4 separate regions of the Mus musculus genome follow, and regions 2, 3 and 4 are each linked to region 1. The links are chromatin loops, found by intact Hi-C in ENCODE. Cell type or tissue: left cerebral cortex. All regions are shown on one strand. Region 1 overlaps Atxn2 (ataxin 2). Region 2 overlaps Atxn2 (ataxin 2). Region 3 holds the start of Ppp1cc (protein phosphatase 1 catalytic subunit gamma). Region 4 holds the start of Sh2b3 (SH2B adaptor protein 3).

Region 1 (5,000 bases):
TGAAGTGTAGAGGATGGTGGTACACACCTGAAATCCCAAATGTGCTTGTGAGCCAGCCTAGGCTACATTTTTTTTTTTTAAAGTAAGTGTGGGAGCCTGCCATGGTGCCTGAGGCAGGGGCAAGAAGATGCATGCTTCAAGGAGTTCCAGGCAAGCCAGGCAATGGTGGCCCATGCCTCTAATCCCAGCACTCAGGTCTATCTCTTAGAGATCAGCCTAGACTGCAAAGCAAGTTCCAGGACAGCAGGGCTATTACACAAAGAAACCCTGTCAAAAACAACAACAACAACTAAAAATCCAAAACTAACCCAGGCTTGAGAGTGCACCTGAGAAGGCAGAGACAGGTAGATCTCTCTGAATTAGGAGACCAGCCGGGACTACACAGTGACTTTCAGGATTGTCACAATTGTGTAAGAGACCCTGTCTGAAAAAGAATACAAAAACAAAAACAAAAGCTACAAGTCACACTTGAGAGCTGACTCCTTCCTTACAAATGCTTACCTATCCCAGAAGACGACACAGGTTCAGTCCACAGTACCCACATGGCAGCTCACAACTGCCTCCATCTCCAACTCAGTGCCCTGGTCTGGTTTTCCTCAGGGCTCCTGCACACATGTGGTACACAACCACACAAGCTCACATATACACACATAAATTTTAAAAAGTAAATTTAAAAAAATGTCTAAGCCTATAAGCCAGGAGTGACAGATACAAGCCTTTAAGCCCAAGGCTACAAATTTGTCTCAAAACAAAGAAAGCAAACAAAATTTTGAGCAGCCTGGTCTACAAAGTAGATGCTGCCCCTCGAACCACTAAACCCAATAAAGAGGAAAGGAAGGCAGGGATATGAATTAACCCATGATGACTCCCAGTGCAGTCACTAACTAGGAGCTGAGGATGTAGCTACAACGTGTGCCTAGCATGCAGACAAGCTCTGAATGACCACCCCAACACTGCATAAAGTAGGCAGGTGCACACTTACAATCCCAACAGTTGGGAGGGGGTTGGGCAGGCACACCAAAGTTTCAAGGACAAGAACAATCGGATACAAAAGATCTGAACTCAAAAAATAAAGGCATGGTTGTGGACAGGTAGCTCAGCAGTTAAGAGCACTGGCCGCTCTTGCAGAGGACCTGGGCTCAGTTCCCAGCATCCACACAGTGGCCCAATGACCGTCCATAACTACAGCTCTAGGGCATCTGGCCTCCTCTTCTGACCTCCACAGGCACCAGACAGACAAGAGGTATGCATAAACAAATTAAACTTGTTTTTCCAAGACAGGGTTTCTCTGCGTAGCCCTGGCTGCTCGGTACAGCAGCAGACTGCCTGTCTGCCTCCCCGGTGTTAGGATCAAAGGTGTACACCACCTCTGAACAGTACATGTGTAGCCCAGGCTGGCCTGTAACTCATGATCCTCCTGCCTCAACCTCCTTCAGTTAATCCTACCACCATGCTTCACCACAAGCTAACTTTTTTTTTCAAAAGTGATCATAAACTAACAGCTAATAACACAAATAAAAAAGGATTAACAATTTTTTAACAGCCAGAAAGTTTTAGAACAGTTCCTTCAGAAACCATGGATCTGCACTGGCATTATACACTACAGACCCCCAAACATCTTCATACACAGTCTCAGTGCAAGCTCATGTAAAATTCAAATACAAGGGCTGAAGAGGTTAAGAGCACTTGTTGTAAGTCTACTCCCTATATAGACCAGGCTGGCCTCAAGTTCCAAAGATTCACTTGCCCCATCTCTTGGGCTGGGATGAAAGGCATGTGGCACCAAGCCCGGCATGGCTGCTCTTGCAGAGGAACCTAGCACCTACATGGTGGCCTCACAACTATCCCTAACTCCATCCCAGGGGATCCAGAGCCCACTCCTGGTCTCTGTGGGCATCAGTAAAGTATGAAGACACTTACAAACATGCACACAAAACATCCATACACATAAAAAACAATCCTGGAAAACTTCAAAGAGACATAATCAAGAGGGACAGGATGAATGGCTCAGGGTTAGAAAGGCTGGCTGCTCTTGCAGAGGACCACATGGTGTTCACTGCAGTCTGTCACTGCAGTTCTAGGGAATAAAGGGCCCTCTTCTTCTGGTCTCTGTGGACCCTGGGCACACATACCATACAAACGGGCAAAGCACTTATACATACAAAAATAAATCTTTAAAAGTAGAAACGACCAGGAAACGTATCCATGAAAGCACATGCCTTGTTGAATGCAACATCCCCAAGAGCATCCAACAAGTCCACAGAGCCCATCCCCCAAAGAGCTGCCTTCTTGGCTCCAGAACCCACTGAGTCTTCTGAGAAATAGCATGGCACAGCTTGTGAGAGCCATAAAACCTTAAGAGTCCTTGACCTAGTGAAACCACTCCTGGGCACTTTCTCTAGGGAAAAATTAAGATGAAACAAAAAGCTCCGAGTATGAAAAAGTTCACCATACCACCTCCACAAAACCAGGAACGTCAAGACCAAAGTCCGAGCCGGCAGGGAGAAACTTAGTTTAGCAGGTACACTACTGTTTAAAAAAAAAAAAAAAAAAAAAAACCCTCCCGATTAAAGGGGAAGCCTCGATCCCACAAGAGCACAGCCTCACAAAAGGTCAAAGTTAAGAGTAAGAAGTAGAATCTCCAGTGCAACTGTGTAACATTCTTTTTTTTTTTTTTAAGATTTATTTATTACATGTAAGTACACTGTAGCTGTCCTCAGATACTCCAGAAGAGGGCATCAGATTTCGTTACAGATGGTTGTGAACCACCATGTGGTTGCTGGGATTTGAACTCAGGACTGTCGAAAGAGCAGTCGGCGCTCTTAACCACTGAGCCATCTCGCCAGCCCGTAAGATTCTTAAAAAGTGATCACACACAGTTCTTTTCTAAGAAAGTGGCCTCTTGAGTGTTGACAAGAAAAAACTCTTCTCAAAAATCACAAAATTCCATTCACACAAAAATCAAGTCAGACCCAGGCTGCCTGAGTAGCAAAAGCAAGGCCCTGGGTTAGGCTCCAGGCTCTGGGCAGGCCCAGAAGTGAAAGACTGCTTTAGTGAGCTTCTAGGCTGGGAAGAACATTTTGCTATCTCAAACATGACGCCTTTTCTTTTTTAAGTTTATTTACTGTGGAGGAGGGGAACATGCCCTGGCAGGTGTGTAGAGGTCAGAGGACAGCTTGCAGCAGGAGTCAGTTGCTTCCTGCTGAGGTGGTGGTGGTGGTGGTGGTGGTGGTGGTGGTTGGTGGTATGGGAATCCCAGTTGATTGCCCTTACCCCCTGAAGCACCTCACCAACCCCAATGCTACACCTCCTTTCCTCAGTGCAGCCAGTCCTATTTTAAATCACACACACACAAAAGCAAAACTCTACAAGTTATAATGGATTTACAAGGAACCCACAGAGACAGTAATGAGAGAATGACATTAACCAAGGCTCTGTACAGAACAAACTCACACATTCTGAGTACCAGTATTGGACGAAAACTCTTAAAAAAAAAAAAACCTAGGCTTCAAGTGAAAGAACTTGAAGCAAGGAAGACTCGAAATGCCTTTCACTTTTGCAGCACCTCAACTGCAGAAAAAGATTGCTGGCACTCACACCCTGCTCACCTCCCTGTGGAGTCAACTCAGCTACCATCTAATGTTTAAGCCTAAAGAGAGCTGGTGAAGCCTAGGAACTTTAGCTTTAATTTGTATTTGAGTGAAAGTGACATACACGTCACTTTCTGATAACTAAAGAGAAAACATGAAAAAGCAAAGAAAAACAGGATGCATCCTTAAAGTTACATTTAAGTATCTTTTCGTTTTTCACTAAAAGTCAAGGACAGAAAAGAAACAACTTACAAAACCCTAACTTCACAGAGATGGGGAAATAAAATGATGGTTTAACTTGAACGAGGCAAGCTAAGCAGGGTTTGAAATGCCTCATGTTAGGGAAAATTGGGAGTGTGGAGGAATAAAGTAAAAAACATACTGTTCCCAGAAGAATTCCCTAAAACCTCGGCTCTGATTCACCCTAGGGGTTAACTTCTGCTGTAGAGGAACACTCTCTGGAAACGGACAGCAGGACAATGCGGCTAAGAAGAAAACTCCGTACAAGAAAAATCCCCTTGCCCACCTCCTAAGTCCTGGATGTCTATTTAAGGAGGAGGCTGCTCCAGGCCCTGCCAGCCAGGCCTAGGCCAGAGGGAGGCACAGTAGTGCCTGTAACACAGGGGCACAGGGGAAAAGGACTTGCATGCCCTTGGTAAGCTCTGGCGGCGGCGTTTCCCAAGTTAAGGACACCGGCCACAATGGAATGGAGTCTATTGGCATCTGCCTCTCCGTTTTAACACTAAGCATTTTCTTAGTTCGTGAAATACGAACTGACAAGCACCCCCACCACTCCCCACCCCCGCACGCACACACCCTCCAGAGTCCAGTCACACAGGACAGCACCCCAGCCTACCAACGAGATCGGGCCCAGGGAAGGGGAGAGGGGGACCAGGGCGCAAGCCAACACTCGGGAGTTGTTGCCTTCGGACCCGCACCAACTCCTCTGTTGCGGCGCCTCACCCCTAAAAATTGCAGGAACTGGGCCGGGGGGGGGGGGGGTTGGGAGGGAAAATGCGGTGCGTGTCCAGAGCCCGCGGCCAACCCACCTCAAGAGTCCGGCCCTCGCCCACCTCTATTCAAAGGCGCCTTCTGCTCCGCGGACGAGGAACAGCAATGCGGATCGGCCACCACCCGCGCGCAGGGGACCTTGCGGGGAAGGAGGGAGGCGGGCCTGGAGGGAGCCGGGCACTCCCACCCCTTCCCCAGTTGGGGGGGGGGAGGGGAAGAACGGCCCGCTGCGGGAACCCCGCCGCCCCAGATCTAAAGGGGGATGGGTGCGTTAGGCCGCTGGCACCCACCTCGCCTCCGTCGCCCACCTTCCCAGGGTCTGCGGGGCGGGGGATAGATATGCAGGACACCCGGCTTGACCCTACCTGGGGCGGCTGGGCCTCAATCTCCCCTCCTCCC
Region 2 (5,000 bases), 51 kb before region 1:
TCCCCCAAACAAGCAAATCTTCAAGGGACTAGAGATGCCTCAAGCATTTTAACAGCAGCACATACTGCTCTTCCAGATAACCCAAACCCAATTCCCAACACCAATGTTGGATGGCCTACAACCATCTGTTAATGTAACTTATGGTCTACGTGGGCACTCATGAGCACGTGCACATACCACACATATATATAATTTAAAATAAAGCCAGGCAGTGGTGGGACATGATGTTAACCCGAGCACTCAGGAGATGGAGGCAAAGGCAGGCAAAATCTGAGTTTGATGCTAACCTGGTCTACGAAGCTAATTCTAGAACAGCCAAGGCCACAGAAACTGTTGTGGGATGTCTCCCTTGGCTTCTATGAATTACCATAAAAAATGCTATTTCATTTTTCCCAGCATGAACATGGGGGTGGGGGAGCCAGAGTGAAATCCTAGCTCCAGAATTTGGGATGGAAAGGCCTATCTCACTGAGGCCTCCAAATGTTAATTTTGAGATTCAAAATAGGAAACCAGTTCCACACTTTTGAGCCAAATGTATTCAAATACTGACCAGGAATGACTTTGGTCAGGATCTCTCCTTATAATTCCCAGTTGAGTGGCCCTGAGACATATGTTGTAGGAATTTTAAAGGACACACCCATATGGCCACCATACTTTTCCATCTGTACAATCCCCAGAATTCTAGGAAGTTACCTGGTCCTTGGGTGGGTGAGGTTTAATGGGTTAACTTTGGGGCTGGAGAGATGGCTTAGTGGTTAAGAGCACTGACTTGCTCTTCCAAAAGTCCTGAGTTCAATTCCCAGCAACCACATGGTGGCTCACAACCACCTGTAATGGGATCTGATGCCCTCTTCTGGTGTGTCTGAAGACAGGTACAGTATACTCGCATACATTAAATTAACCGATTAATTAATTCATTACATAAAAGAATCAAATACATCTTAAAAATAAAACAAAAACAACCAAGAAAAGAAACACAGGAGGGCAGGAGAAGAGAAGAGCAGTGTCGTGAGGAACATGATGGCTGTGGTCCTGTGTAAGCTGCTACACAAAATGTTGAAGGGTAATGTGCCTAGTGAGATACTGCTCTGCTGGAAACAAAACAAACAGGTTATATGGAAAACCCGATCTCTGCCACACATGTCACTGAAAACTTGCATCAAATGCATCAAGTCCCTAAGCACAACACACTGCATGCCAGAAACACACAGCTCTGTTCTGCATAACAGCACCTGTTTTGTCTGGGGGAAAAAGGCCAATAGCAAATACCATCCATTCTGAATGACTAAGCCCACTGAACATAACACATTTACTATTTGCCTGATTAAATGTCAGGAAACAGTTTGTTTTACACACTGTAGAGATCATCATCAACCATAACCACAAAATGCAAGGCGCTGGGGAGTCCCATCAGAGACCAGAGTTGTTTCTTCAACTGAAGACTTTAAAGCAGAGAAACAGAAAGAACTAAGGTATCAAAATAAAACCAAGCTAGCCCCAGGCTATCTCTGACTCTCTCACTGAGGCCAGGTGGGACAGGAAGCCAGGCCTCTCTGGGAACAACACTGAGTCCCAGCTCATCTTTAAAGATCTTTGCACTAAAGGAAACTGAATGGCTACCTGGACTCACTAGCAGATAGAGACATCACCCTAACAAATACTGTGGACACCAATGTGTCAAAACTTTCTGTGGAGCAGGACAGGCACCACAGCAAATAGCAGAAACGAAGAGCCACCCCCAAATACCAAGTATAAACAGAAAGTCAAGACAACAAACTTCCAACCATAATATAACAGGATGCTACACTTTCAGAGAATCACATCTAACTGCCTCCAGAACACTGACACCTACAGGGGATGTCTAACCCACCCGTTGGTGGCTGCCAAAGGGTCATTTCCCCAGCATGCTCTAGAAGGGGTTGCATATGAATGATCTTGAGGGGATCTTGTAATCCTAGGACTCCAAACAAAGAAGCAGCTAGGCTACTTTCATGCATTCCTTCACAGTGGATGCACTGAATGCACGGTTGTAGTTTAAAGGCCACCCCCACAACATATATACACACACACACACACACACACACACACATATATATATATATATATATATATATATATATATATATATATATATATACACACACAAAGGAAAAGTCAAAGAGCTCAAATCGCTAGGCACACTTTACTTATGCTAGAATGCTTCTCAGTAAAGAAAGAATTACATGTACTGAGCCTATTACTTGTCAAATCTAACGCTTTAGAGTTTTTATTGTCTAAAGTGTATTATGGGGAAGGAGAGATGGCTCAGCAGTTAGGAGCATGCACTGTTCTTGCAGAGGATGTGGGTTTGAGTCCCATCACTCATGGGGCAGCTCACAATCTTATGTTAACTCCAGTTAGGGGATCTAACCCCCTCTGCTGGCCTCTATGGGTACTAGCCATGCACATGCTGTATATAGAGGCCTGCAAGCAAAAACAAAGAGATCAAAACATTAAATCAGTCCTTCTAAAAATCAAAATGACTAGAAATGATCTGCAACCACAAAAATATGCTTAAATATCATGCTACTGAAAAATATCATTTTTAGATATCTTTTGTTTCCCAGAACTGAATGTTAAACAAAAATGTAATCTTTGTCTGTATCGATATGCCTATAAAAAAATAATAGATGACTGCTATTGGCTTGGTTCCCAGGATTAGGAACTCATCTTGAGGAATGATTATGCAATAAGGACTAGAGAGGGACACTGTTACAGCCTAGGAAAGCTTGCTACGCCCCCAGCAGACCACGGCTTCTCCAACCATCTCCTCAAGTGCCCCAGGAGTCATGAGAAAAAGCTGCCTGGGGCTCCAAGAAACCCTCATTCTCCTCAGCCCACAGAAACCATGTCAACTGCATCAAGTGCAGCCCAGCAAACTAATAGTAAAGTATCCAGCTGAAGAGCAACTTGGGTGAGCAAAAAGCTCAGGACTGAAGAGCAAAGGTGTGATCTGGTTCTGGGTTCTGAAAGCGCGTCTAGCACCCTCTGCGGTGCATGGGCTTTTGTAGAAAGCAAACCCAAGGATAAACAGGGCAGATGAGATAAGCTCAAGAAGGCCATCAAGGTTGAAGAGTCACGGGAAGGAATGTTGACTAGAAGTCATTCTGGAAGTCTATCCCTAAAGAAGAGCATAATATGAAGTCCTTGCCAGGTGTGGGAGCCACTGCCTTCATGGTATGGTGGTGGTAGTGGAGGAACGATTTGAATTCAAGGCCAGCCAGAGCTACACAGTGAGACCCTATCTCAAAAAGCTTGAGAGTATCTATTCTGAGGAGTAGTGCTTGTTTCTCTTTCAGAGGCCTGGGTTCAATCCCAGCACCCACAAAGAGACTGTCATCTATAACCAGTTCCAGATATCAATGCCCTCTTCTGACCTCAAGAACACAAGGTCTGCACACCCAGGCAAACTCATTCATGTAAAATAAATCCATAAAAATTTCAACTTACTACACTGGCACAGTAACAAGACACCACAGCTCTGAACAGAATCAGGCACAAGGCGCAACAAAATATAATCAGAAATTCATATATCATTTTTTAAAGATTTAATTTTATATGTTTGAGTGTTTTGCCCTCATATATGCCTGCAGCACCTGCAGAGCCCAGAAGAGGACATCAGCTCCCCTGAACTGGAGTTAGAGAGGTATGAACTCCTTTTGAATACTGGGAACAGATCTGGGTTTTCTGCAAGATTGAGCAGGTGCTCTTAACCACTCGGTCTCCTCCGCAGCTGCCACACATCTTGACATCTGGTAGCCTCACTGTCAGGAAAGGCACTAAGTCACTTCCCTAGGAGGACAGTTTCTATAGCAGAGGATGCTTGACAAGACATATCCACATCAACAGTCAAATTAAAATCTGCCACAAGCTCAATCAGTTCTGGGGTTTGAGAGTGAGGCTCAGCTGGTAAGAGTGTTTCTCTTCCAAAAGACCAAGTTCAGATCCCAGTACCCGCAAAGAAACCCACAACCTCTTGTAACTTCAGCTCCAGGGGAGCCAATGCTCTCTTCTGGCCTCTGGAAATCTACACATGTAGCAGACACAAATAAACCATATATGCATATATAAAAACAGCTCAGTCTAATCTACTTAGTGAGTTCCAGGACAGCTGGGACTGCACACAGACCCTATCTCAAAATCAAATCCAATAAGATAAGGTAAAATACCTAGGTATGATGACACATACCTTTAATTCCAGCACTTGGGAGGCAGAGAGGCAGAGACAGAGAGACCTCTGTGAGTTTGAGTGCAGCCTGGCCTACACAGCATCATGTTCCAGGCCAGTCAGGGCTAGACCTTGTCTCACATAAATAAAACTGTAAGCATACAAACCACAAAAGATCAGGAATAAAAACCTTCATAGGCTAAACTTTCATAGGTAAGGAAATAAAGAAAAACAAGTGGATGGGACTTTTGGGGGGGGGGGGGGTATAATTTTTGCTAAAGTAAAAAAAAGTTAATTTAAAAAGCTGGTCAAGTTCAAGGCCAGCATGGTGTACAGAGTGAATTCAGAAAAGCCACAGAAACGCTGTCTGGAGAATCAAAACTCAAACAAGAGGGGCTGGAGAGATAGCTCAGTGCACTGAGATGGTTAAGAGCACTGACTGCTCCTCTAGAGGTTCTGAGGTCAATTCCCAGCAACTATATGGTGGCTCACAACCATCTGTGATGGGATCTGATGCCCTCTTCTGGTGTGTCTGAAGACAGCTATAGTATACTTACATACATAACACAATATCTAATTTCAAGAAGAGAAGAGAGGAGGGAAGGGGAGGGGAGGGGAGGGGAGGGGAGGGGGAGGAAGCAAGAATGACTAATTGCAGGGCATGGATGGCAGTGAGCATGTCCCAGCACCGGGCAGATGACAGGGAAGGAACTGCAGCCCTAGGTCACCCTAATCTACACAGCACAGACCTGTTCCCAAAACAAAAACTTCAAAACAACAAGCTTCAAATGAC
Region 3 (5,000 bases), 440 kb before region 1:
TTTTTTTATACCATTCTGTTATATGCATGTGTGCAAGGCCATGCTTGCTGGAGCTGTTGGGGGTGGGGTGGAGACAACCCTCAAAGTCTGGTTCTCTCCTGAATCTCATGTCAATCCAGAGGATCAAATCAGGACTTCAGGATTAAGGGCAAGAGCCAAAACCGGCTGAGCTATCTCTAGATTTAAAGGTTTTGAAATCATCACAACCCCAATGCCAGCGTCCTCTGATTGAGAACTATACGCATCCTGAGCAGATCCTGTGGCTTCCGTCAAGCAAGTCCATAAGTTAGAAACAAATACATATACCACCCAGCCAGTCATTCTCAACGTGTTTAAACAGTGGCTTACTCTGTTAAGTTCAACAGAAAAGAATAAACCAGGCCAAACATGGTAGTTCAGCTTTGAATGCCAGCACTCAGGAGACAGAGGCAGATAGATCTCTGAAAATCCAGGCCAGCCTTTGCTAACACAATGCTACCCAGTCTCAGAACTTAAAAACTATTAAGAAACTATGAGAAGACAGGGGTGGTAAAAAGTTTTTAATCCCAGTACTCTGGATAGTTGAGACAGAGACCAGCCTGGGCTACATAATGAAACTGTCTCATTTAAAAAGGGGGTGCTGAAGCCGGGCGTGGTGGTGCACGCCTTTAATCCCACACTCGGAAGGCGGATTTCTGAGTTCGAGACCAGCCTGGTCTACAAAGTGAGTTCCAGAGAAACTCTGTATACAGAGTATACAGAGAAACCCTGTCTCGAAAAACAAAGACAAAAAAAAAAAAAAAAAAACCAACAAGAAAAGGGGGTGCTGGGGGAGTGAAGTGATGGTTCAGCCGCTAAGAGTGCTTGATGTTCTTGGAGATAAACTGGGCTCCATTTCCAGCACCCATATGTGACAGCTAACAACTATCTGCAACTCCAATACCCAAGGACCCAATGCCCTTTTCAGACATTCATAAGGGTAAGACATGCGTACGGTGCATGCATGTGCGCGCACATGCACACAAACAAAATACATACAGAAAATTTAAAAAAATAATTAAAAGAGGGAGAAAGGGAAGCTGGTGAGATGATTTAGTCAGTAGAAAATCTGCTTTGCAAGCCTGACCTGAGATTGATCCCCAGAATCCACACAAAGACGCCCAACTACCCTCTAACCTCCTCACGTGTGCTTTGGTCTGTATGTATGCACACACTGCATAGGAAAAAAATAAGTCAGGCTGAGTGGCCTATAAAATCTAGTATGTGAGACGAAGCAGAAGGATCAGAAGGTTAACTCAGCTCTGGCCCCTGAGAGAGACCCTGTAATAAAAGGAGGCATGGTAATAAAAATGCCTTTAATTGGGGAGGGAGAGGAAGAAGGATCTGTGAGTTTGAGGCTAGCCTGGTCTACACAAAGAGTGCCAGGATAACCACGACTGGAGAGACCATGTTTTAATGAAACCAAAGCCAAGAAACCCTATGTAAACAAAACATTAAAGAGGAGGCAATGCTCTGGGCAGTGGTGGCCCAAGCCTTTAATCCGTGCCCTAGGGAGGCAGAGGCAGGCGGATTTCTGAGTTTGAGGCCAGCCTGCTCTACAGAGTGAGTTCCAGGACAGCCCCAGGACCATACTGAGAAACCCTGTCTTGAAAAACACCCCCCCGCCCCCCGGGGAAATGCCCAGATTTTAAAAAGACACCTTTTCCCTTTTCTGTCAGTGATTTACTTGAAGACATCTACCACCAGAATTGCGCAGCTGTCCACCACTCCAAAAGTATTTTGGGCCAAAGCAAGCTAGTGTCAAGAGCCCAAATCAAGGTTACTGGATCTTCTCCTCTTTAGCTTCAGCGGATGTTGTGGGATCTGTGATTAGCAGGATCCAGACCTATGTCAAATTTGAAATCTCCAAAGTAGGAAACCACACGGCAGAAACCCCCAAGTCGGACAAAAGGAAAGCTGGGTTTTTGTTTTTGAACCTCTCCTCAACCACTGGACATCCTGGGTTCCCACGGGGTGAACAGTTGGAAGGCGGCAGGTTCTCTCTAGGTTCCTAGCTACCCCGGGGTTTGAAACCTGACTTTTAACTGTTAATTCTTGGTCCAGCGAGGTCTTGGGAGTTTCTCTTGCGAAACCCACTTCCAGGATAATAACAACACAGCACCTACCTGGCGGGTGCTCGCTGAACGCGGCAGCGTCCCCCTGTCCTCAGGGACACAACAATCTGATGATCAGAGAGAGCCACACTGTCACCCGGACTGGGTCCGTGTGCGGATGCACGTTCAAGGGGGAAAGAACGCTGGAGGATGGATGGCTTTGAGGGGAGGGTGGAGGGGGTAGGAAAATGCAGGAGACGGACTCTCATCGCACTGGGACGTCGTCCTGCCAAGCCAAGTCCCTCTGATGAGTCCTTGGACTCCAGATGATAAATGTGAAAGCAAGGACAGGGGAGTGATAAAAAATAATGGGGTCCCCAAACCCGGAGGCGCTTGTATGCGCGCCCCAGATCCAAAGCGGCTTCCGAGAAAAGACCGGCCCCTCCACTGGGCCTGATCCCCCACCGGCCGGGCCTGCCCCGCCACCCACCCGCGCGCCGCTCACCTTCCAGCAGCCGTTGGATGATGCTGTCGATGTTGAGTTTGTCGATATCCGCCATCGCCGTCCCGCCGCCGACCCTCCCGCAGCAGCAGCAGCAGCAGCGGCGCCGCCGCCCGCTCGCCCCGGGGTCTCACTCGTCCTCCTTCCTCACGCCACGAGCCCCACGAGCGGTGGTGGCGGCGGCGGCGGTGGCAGCAGCAGCCGCGGCGGGTCCACCCCCCCCAGCCGCCCCGCTCCGCTCCGGGCTTCCTCCTCCTCTCGCCACTGGGAACCACGAGAAGAACAAGATGGCCGCCGACTCCTCAGGCCAGCCTCGGGCGGCGCACGGATGCGCGCGCGGGAGTGCAGCGGCCCGGCCGGGACTTCTTTACGGGCCCATAGAGCGCGCGGGAAGGGGGCGGGGCCGGCGCCGGGAAGGGGCGGGGTTTGAGCGCGTAGGGCGGGGGTGGGGCGGAGCCCGGGCGGAGACGGTTGAGCGCGACTCCGCCACCGCGCGCGGGATCCTTCCGCCAAACGGGCGGGGGAAATAGACCCCCTGTGGCGGGAGAGGGAAGTTGTGAAGTTGGCGCGCGCAAGTTGAAGGTGGACTTTGTCAGTCTGCTGCGCGCTGCGAGGCTCACCAGCTCCTTCCGGCTCTGCTGCTTGGGGACAGAAGTCTGACCGACATGGCGGGGTGGGAGTTCAACACTGAATCACCCCTCGGAGCCAATCTGGGGTGGGGTTGCTTGCCTGTGGAGAATCATAAAGAGGAGGAGGTTGGAACGTTGGGGATTCAAATACTCTGGCACATTGGTGAACAAGAAGAGCTAGATATACGGCTCCGTGGTGAGAATGCTTGTCGAGTATGTGTGAGACCTTGGGTTCAATTCCCAGCACTGGCAAAATTTCATAATACTGCAATAAAGCATCTACGATACAATATTTGGAAAAAAGAAGCCCCCAAGATAAGCCAAAAAAATGTTAATCCACTGTGAGTGGCACATTAAGTAATTTGTGTGAGCTTCTTGTGTGCGCTAATGCTCTTTTACATTTTAGAGAGAGGTTGGGAGAATTCTGTAAGGGTTGCTACTACCTATCTTTTGAATTATCTTTCTTGAACTCAGAAAGTTATATAATAATTTAAGAGATTTCCCCTGTATTTAGCCGGAGCTGGGTTGAATGAGCGTGCCGGAGCAGATAAAATGGGAATTTGCACATTTCCTGGGAGGTTGCTGTGCGTGCGCTCTGGGCCTCAGCGCATTCATCTGCTGCTTGCCTCTAGCTTCCTTGACTCCCCAGGGGCACCCCTTCACCTGAGGGGTCCCCAACTCTGCTGCCTCGCAGGCTAGCTGCCTATGGAAGAAAAATGCACACCCATCTGACCCATTTATCTCTTCCCAGTAGCACGCCAGAAAATTTACAAAATGTTCTCCCCCAGCCCCACCTCCAGTTCATGTTTCTCAAAGCAAGAGGGATGGATCTGAGGATTCCTTTCCATGAATGCCTTGCAAGGTTGTCTCCCCATAGAGAGACTCATTTTCTACAAGCTCTGTCTTCCCGTGGCCCCGCAGCATGGTGTGTGATGCACCCATCTAGATCTGAGCCCTTTTCCTGATGCTAGCCCCCGACAGTGGGGTTTCAGGATTCTCCCCAGCTCTCCTCAGCCCTCTGCTCCACTTTGCCCACTCACCAACTCATTGTCCCAAGCTATGGTTTTGCACACCATTACACAAATGGTCATTCATCACCCCAAGGCAGCTGGTGCACCAGGCTTCTTGACATCCTGGGGTCGATGCTAAGCCCTGCTGTGAATCTGTGGAGGTCAATGTGGTCTTCACTGAGTTTTTGGAATCTTGGACTCCCTCCAGGGCAGGGTAGCTTCCCAGGGACACCATAGGGCCAGGGATATGTAAGACTGATTCACAAGGAGTGTCTATTCTGGGTGGAGCAGGTTGAGCAAGACAGAGAAAGCCTTTCTCTCCCCCGGGAGACTCATTTTGTGGGATGGAGAGACAAACACACACCACTCTTACTAGTATGAGCCAAAATCTGTCTCTTTGTGGGAGGCTATCTAAACAGCTCTGCAGACAAGAGATTCCCTCCATGCCTGCCAACCAATTAGAGTTCCATGCCCCACATCCTAATGGAGAGAGAGGAAGCTACCACAGGTTGTCCTCTGACCTTCTAGCAGACGTACATATAAAATAAAATATGATGAAGTAGCTGGGCATGGTTAGATAGGACTTTATTTCCAGGACTGGGGAGGCAGAGGTAGGCAGATCTTTGAGAATTTGAGGCAAGTTCCAGACCAGTCAAGGCTAACAGCAAAATCTTGTCTCGAACGAAACAAAGTCAGCTGATGGAATCCCCGATACAATCCTAGAGATGATATATTCCCACCGTTCCCATTTTACAGATAAAGTTAGGCACGGAAAGGCTGGGTTGTT
Region 4 (5,000 bases), 120 kb before region 1:
CTATCCTGCCACGGCCCTGGTCATATCTGGTTAATGTTTGTTGCTTGGATCATTGACTTACTAATACTCTTGGCTCTGGTTAGCTTTCATTGGTACTGTTCAGTTGGTTTGATTTGAGACAGCGTCTCATGTAGCTCGGGCAGGTTTGCAACTCATTAGGTAGCCAAGGCTCACCTCCTGTCTCCGCTGCTAAGTGTCTCAGCCTCCAGTCGTCCAGTGCACCTGGCTGATATTTTGACCCTGACCTTGTTGATTTATAGAACCTGCTAGATTAGGCTTGGTTGTACTTCTGACCTGGCCACCTGGGTCCTTGCAGGTGGACCTGGGGTGCCGCTGCCCTCAGCAGGAAGGAAGGGCGGGTGGCCCGGCCCCTGGAAGTGGACAGACTGCTTCCGGCAGTCCCCGCCAGCCGTGGGAACCGGCGTCCTCCCCACCCCCCAACCCCCTAGCCCTGCTGGGTGGAGTCAGGTCCCCAGGGGCGCAGAACCCCGGGGTCGTCGCTGCTGTCACCGCAGGGTCCCGCCTCAGAGTCCTTTGCCCTCGGAATGAGAAACACAAATAAACAGAAGGCTCTGACGTCGCAGGGCTTTCAGGGAACCCGGACTGGGGCGGGCCCCGCCGGGGCGAGAAGAAACTGAGCGCGAGGAAGGAAACGGGTTTGGGCCTCGGAGAAATCTGGCAGGCAGGGCTGGCCTGTGATTAAAAAGAGGAAGAACCACAAGTCTCCATTTAACTCAGCAGAGCTGCAGTCGGCTACGAGAGGGAAAGTGCTTGCGGCTGGCAGATTGCAGCCACCATTTGGCAAGGACTGCCAATACCTGATGCTCCGCGCGCGCGCGCCTCCTGGCCCCGGCGAGGCTGCAGGTACCCGGCAGTCGCCCCAGGTGTCGTAGGGAGCGTGCTACGGGCTAACCAAGCTAGTCTCCACCGCAGCCCTCCTTAGGTGCTGCGTCCCCGAATGGGGACACCTACACCAGCCTCTGTGGCAGAGCTCATCTGGGCCTGCTCTTTCTCGCGATTCTTCATAGCTCCCCAGTGCCCTCAGGAAGGACCCTCCCTTCCCTGAGAAAAACAAACAAAAAACAAACCAAACCTGACTCTGCACCTAGACCTCTAAAATAGCACGTGTTCCTTCGTTGTAGGTGGGGCCATTGCTACTTTTCTAACAAGGCACTTTAGAGCCTCTGCATTTGGCGCTGCATTGACTGGGATTGCCTTCCCCCCTCATCATGTGGGAGATCGCAGCTTAAATATTACTCAAAGATTTCTCTTCCTGTGTCCCAAAGACAACTCCACAACGGAGCTGTCACCGATGCTGTCTCCCAACCAGAGTGGCGCCCCCACGAGGGAATCACTAACTGATGTCCACAAACACCTTATAGTGCCTAAGACATTGCCTTGGCTCGTTTTTTGGGGGTGGGTGGGTGGGGGCTTCTTCCAAGCCATTTTGCTACCAGGCTCCAGCTTGCTGCCGTCCGATTGTAGTGGAAATCCCCACCTACGGGGGAGTCCCTTCTTCGGGCTCCAACAGCAGGCCCGGGGACTGAATTCAGCCCGGTTGGTTAGGCTGCTCTAATGTGAGCAACTCACTTCTTCCAGTCCCTGAGTGGGCTGGAGACACGTGTTATTTCCATTTCATAGATGAAAAAACTGAGTTGGAGGGGGTCAAATATTTGGTCCCACGCAGCAAGGGGAAGGCTCCAGGGAGCCAGCGGCTCGTGGGAGCCTGTCGTCTGGGAAGGCTTGCAGTGGCCCCTCCAAGCTGGGGGCGTGGGCGGCCTGCTTCCTGTTGGGGGAGGGGGAGGGGACAGGCATTCCTCTTTCCCCTCCCTCCGTAGAGTCGCGGGGAAGACTGGCGTGCAGTGAGTGACTCCACTTCAGAACAGGGGCACCCCACTGTTAGCCAATGTGGCGATAGAGAAAAGGTAAAGGGCTAAGGGGCGCGCAGGCGTGGACGTTCAAAGGGCTCGGCTGCCTGGGATGCGAAGGAGCTCTTGGAGAAAGTTTCATCAAGCTAGAGAATGCGGCCGGGCGGCCAGGTAGAGAACAGCCTACTCGGCCCGTTCCGGGACTCCGAGGACCTTAGGAGGGGAGCGGACTTCAAATGGATGGCGCCGCGGAGGCAGGACGGCTCGGCGGAGTCATGGATAGTGGGGCCAGGGTGGGGCTGGCCCCTTCCCCTGGAGGTGATGAAAACCGCGGTCGCAGTTGCTAGACCCGGCCGGGCAAGCTCAGATAAGGTTGGGCTTGGAGGGAGTCCGCAGGGGCGCGCCCCTAGGAGGTCCCGAAGGTCGGGGCAGCCACGCCCATCGCGCGCCTAGCCCCGCCCCACCCCTTCTAGGGGCCCCGCCTTGCCGAGGCACGCGGTGACTGGCCAGCGCGAGAGGGGCGGGACCGAGCACGCTCCTCCCCTTCGAGATTCTTTATTTTATTATTATTTTTTTTCCCTTCTTTAGGGGGCGCGACGCAACTTGGGTGCAGAGAGCGCGCCTTATGGGGGCGGAGCTTGTCGCTATGCTACCTCCCACCGGGCAGCGGGCGGAGGCGCGAGAGGAGGGCGGGGCCGGGATAGGCTCCGCCCCCGGCCTCCGCAGGCGGCCCCGGGGCGTGGCTCTCTGTGGCCACGCCCCCAGGCCGCCCTCCGCCGCCGCGCGCGGCTCGCGGCTGGTTCCTCTTTACATAACGGCGTGGGGCGGCATGGGCTCGGGCCGTCGCCTCCGCCTGGCCGCTCTCCAGCCCAGACTGTCACGGGCCACACGGGGTCCACATCGGCGGCGGCAGCAGCAGCAGCGTCCTGGGGACGGCCCGAGGCCGCGTCCCCCGGCTGCTGTCAGGAGCTGGCGGCGGAAATGAGGCGCTGGCCGTTTTCCGAGCCGGGGTTTCCTGCCTGAGCGCCGAGAGGCCGTGCGACGCCATGGGCCGGCCGGGCCCCGACCCGCAGCTTGCGCGGTAAGCGCGGCCCGCCGAGCGTGTTGGAGGAACTGGGCCGGGCGGCCGTCCCCGGGTCCCGCTTCTGTTTTCTGGCGTTTCCTCATTCTGTTTCTCTTCCCCAATCCCAGACCGCAGTGATGTGGGCGCGGAGGTCAGTGCTTTCAGCTGGGGCCTCCGGAGAGGAGCCTGGCGGGGCGCCGCGGGAGGAACCGAGAGCTGTCCCGGCACACAGCGTGCTTGGGCCCCTGCCGGGGGGGGGGGTGTGCTGGCGGTGAGGGTGGGAGGGGGGGACACGTGTGTCACTAGTGCCCCGGTGATCAACCAAGGATGATATGCGGAGTCCTAAAGGTGAAATCAGCCAGAGATGGGGGAAGGGGGTGGGACAGGCCATGACAGGCCAGGGCCCGCTGGGGGAAGTTGAGGTTATAAGAGTTTTATGCTCTTAGGACACTTTCTGAACCTTGTTCCCCAGGCCTCCTCTGGGAGGAAACGCCATCTGAGCCAGGAGGGGTGAATACATTCTGGAACTTGTGCAGTCCCAATGGGTGGTCAGCTGGGAAGGGGCTGGCCCGCAGCAGCGGCAGCAGCTGTGGTTTGGGGATCTCAAGGGCTGGGCAGTGACAAGAGAGGAAACCGAGGGTCCTAGAGGCAGAACTTGTGTTCTTTCTCCTCTGCTCTCCAAGATGAGGGTCGCGACCTCAGTTTCCCCGCTGTTCAGTGAGTGAGAAGAGATTTGTGGTGCAGTTACAATGAGGTGGAGTTTTAATGAATGCTGTGTGGAAGGCACCTGCGTCCGGCTGGGAGAAGGGCTCAGTTACAGGCCGTTGGGAGAAGACCTCAGTTACAGGCCGTTGGTTTTCAGACTGTCCAGTTTTATTGACCCTGGCCCTGGGACCGTCCTCGGCTCTCTCCTGAGCATAGCTGCTCTGGGGTTTCCCGAGTCTGTGGGCAGGGAACTCTGAAGGACCCTGGGCAGGGTCAGATGACAAACCCCTTCCTGGCCTGGGTTCCCTCAGTTGACACCTAACTTGTGAGGGCCACCAGAGCACAGGATGGCTTGATCAGGAGGGCAGGCAGTCATGACAAGGGTGTTATCTGTTTTGTTGAGGTCATTTGCTGCTCCTCTTCCTTCCTGACTCTCTGGCACCAAATGTCACCCAGTGCCTGGTCCTCATCGTTCAAAATGTTCTTAGAGAAGTGACGGTCCTTTCCTTTGAGTAGCTGGGCTGTGCCATCAGCTTGTGTGCCTCAGGCTGTCTAGGCTAGTTGGGCCACCATCTGGTTTCTCCCACTTCTGCGATAGAGCTGAAGGTGCTTGGGAGCCCCTTCCGGCTGCCTGGGCCTGTATCACACCCTTTCCAGAGCAGGTCTCTGGGGGTCCAGCCCACATTGTGAGGCTAGTCAGCTGCTGAATGTCCCATTGCTGTGACTCTTTGGGTGGGCACTTCTGTGAGGCAATGAAAAAGTCATCAAGAGCGGGAAGGGTTTTAACTGCTGGCACGAGGAGATGGGACAGATAGTACTGTTAAAACTAAAACGAGAGGTCTTTCCTTTCAAGTCCTCATTTCTCCCTGGAGCAGCACTTGTGTGGAGACTAATCCAGACTCTGCTAGCTTCAGGGGTGAGGCCCTGGGCAAGTTACCTGACATCTCTTGGGACCTGCCCAGTGTCAGCCAAGTCTTGTGCCTCTCTAGGTGGTTGTGCACTATGTAGGAGCCCAACAAGGAGAAGACATTTGAAGCAGGTAGGCAGTAACTGGCCTGACTCTGAGATCTTAGGCTTGGGTTGTGCTGTCTCAGAGTTACAGGTGTTCTTGGAAGTCTGAAGTGGAGGTGCTGAAGGACAGAGTCGGGGAGAGGCATGCAGTATTGGCATGTTAGTGCTCAATAAATTTAAGCTATTGCTATTAATCCATTGCTATTAATCCAGGAGTGGCTGGCCCTTAATTGCCAGGTTTCCTGGGAAAACGGTCCCCAGGGCCCCTTGGGTGTTGAGCATCTCTGGTTGGGCAGAGCAGGAAGCAGCTTCCATCTGGAGTTTCTGGAGGGGCTGCTCCTTCCTGCCAGGCC

Evidence for each region. A loop is a pair of places that touch in the nucleus more often than their neighbours do. Peaks named below come from ENCODE experiments on the same cell type or tissue, not always from the same donor. Only the 100,000 strongest peaks of a DNase experiment are listed, where the experiment ranks them.
Region 2: a loop joins it to region 1, with 2.1 times the contacts of the local background. A loop is called at or near these places in 6 of 42 quality-filtered maps.
Region 3: it touches region 1 in a loop (2.7-fold over the local background); 2 of 42 quality-filtered maps call a loop at or near these places.
Region 4: a loop joins it to region 1, with 2.0 times the contacts of the local background. A loop is called at or near these places in 13 of 42 quality-filtered maps.

What each region holds. Positions count from the first base shown.
Region 1 is chr5:121,712,664-121,717,663 of GRCm38, reverse strand. The region is part of intron 1 of Atxn2 (ataxin 2); the gene reads right to left. Among named protein-coding and RNA genes, the nearest start is that of Atxn2, 3.6 kb to the right of the region's middle. In left cerebral cortex, CTCF peaks have their summits at 2,737 (motif pointing right) and 4,176; DNase peaks (open chromatin) are centred at 4,223 and 4,869; H3K4me3 peaks cover 1,565 bases; H3K27ac peaks cover 1,031 bases.
Region 2 is chr5:121,763,981-121,768,980 of GRCm38, reverse strand. All of the region lies in intron 5 of Atxn2 (ataxin 2), which reads right to left. Among named protein-coding and RNA genes, the nearest start is that of Mir7031, 53 kb to the left of the region's middle. In left cerebral cortex, a CTCF peak has its summit at 2,419 (motif pointing left); a DNase peak (open chromatin) is centred at 127; H3K27ac peaks cover 397 bases.
Region 3 is chr5:122,156,193-122,161,192 of GRCm38, reverse strand. It overlaps Ppp1cc (protein phosphatase 1 catalytic subunit gamma), which reads right to left and starts at 2,918. Exons shown (of 7, transcript NM_013636.4): 1 at 2,578-2,918. The coding sequence starts at 2,632. In left cerebral cortex, a CTCF peak has its summit at 3,108; DNase peaks (open chromatin) are centred at 2,247, 2,973 and 4,535; H3K4me3 peaks cover 2,966 bases; H3K27ac peaks cover 1,692 bases.
Region 4 is chr5:121,834,499-121,839,498 of GRCm38, reverse strand. It overlaps Sh2b3 (SH2B adaptor protein 3), which reads left to right and starts at 2,640. Exons shown (of 8, transcript NM_008507.4): 1 at 2,640-2,949. Gm32422 (a long non-coding RNA gene) reads right to left here and starts at 1,338. Exons shown (of 2, transcript XR_387683.2): 1 at 819-1,338; 2 at 239-693. In left cerebral cortex, a CTCF peak has its summit at 2,516; DNase peaks (open chromatin) are centred at 1,813, 2,036, 2,615, 2,989 and 1 more place; H3K4me3 peaks cover 4,205 bases; H3K27ac peaks cover 4,023 bases.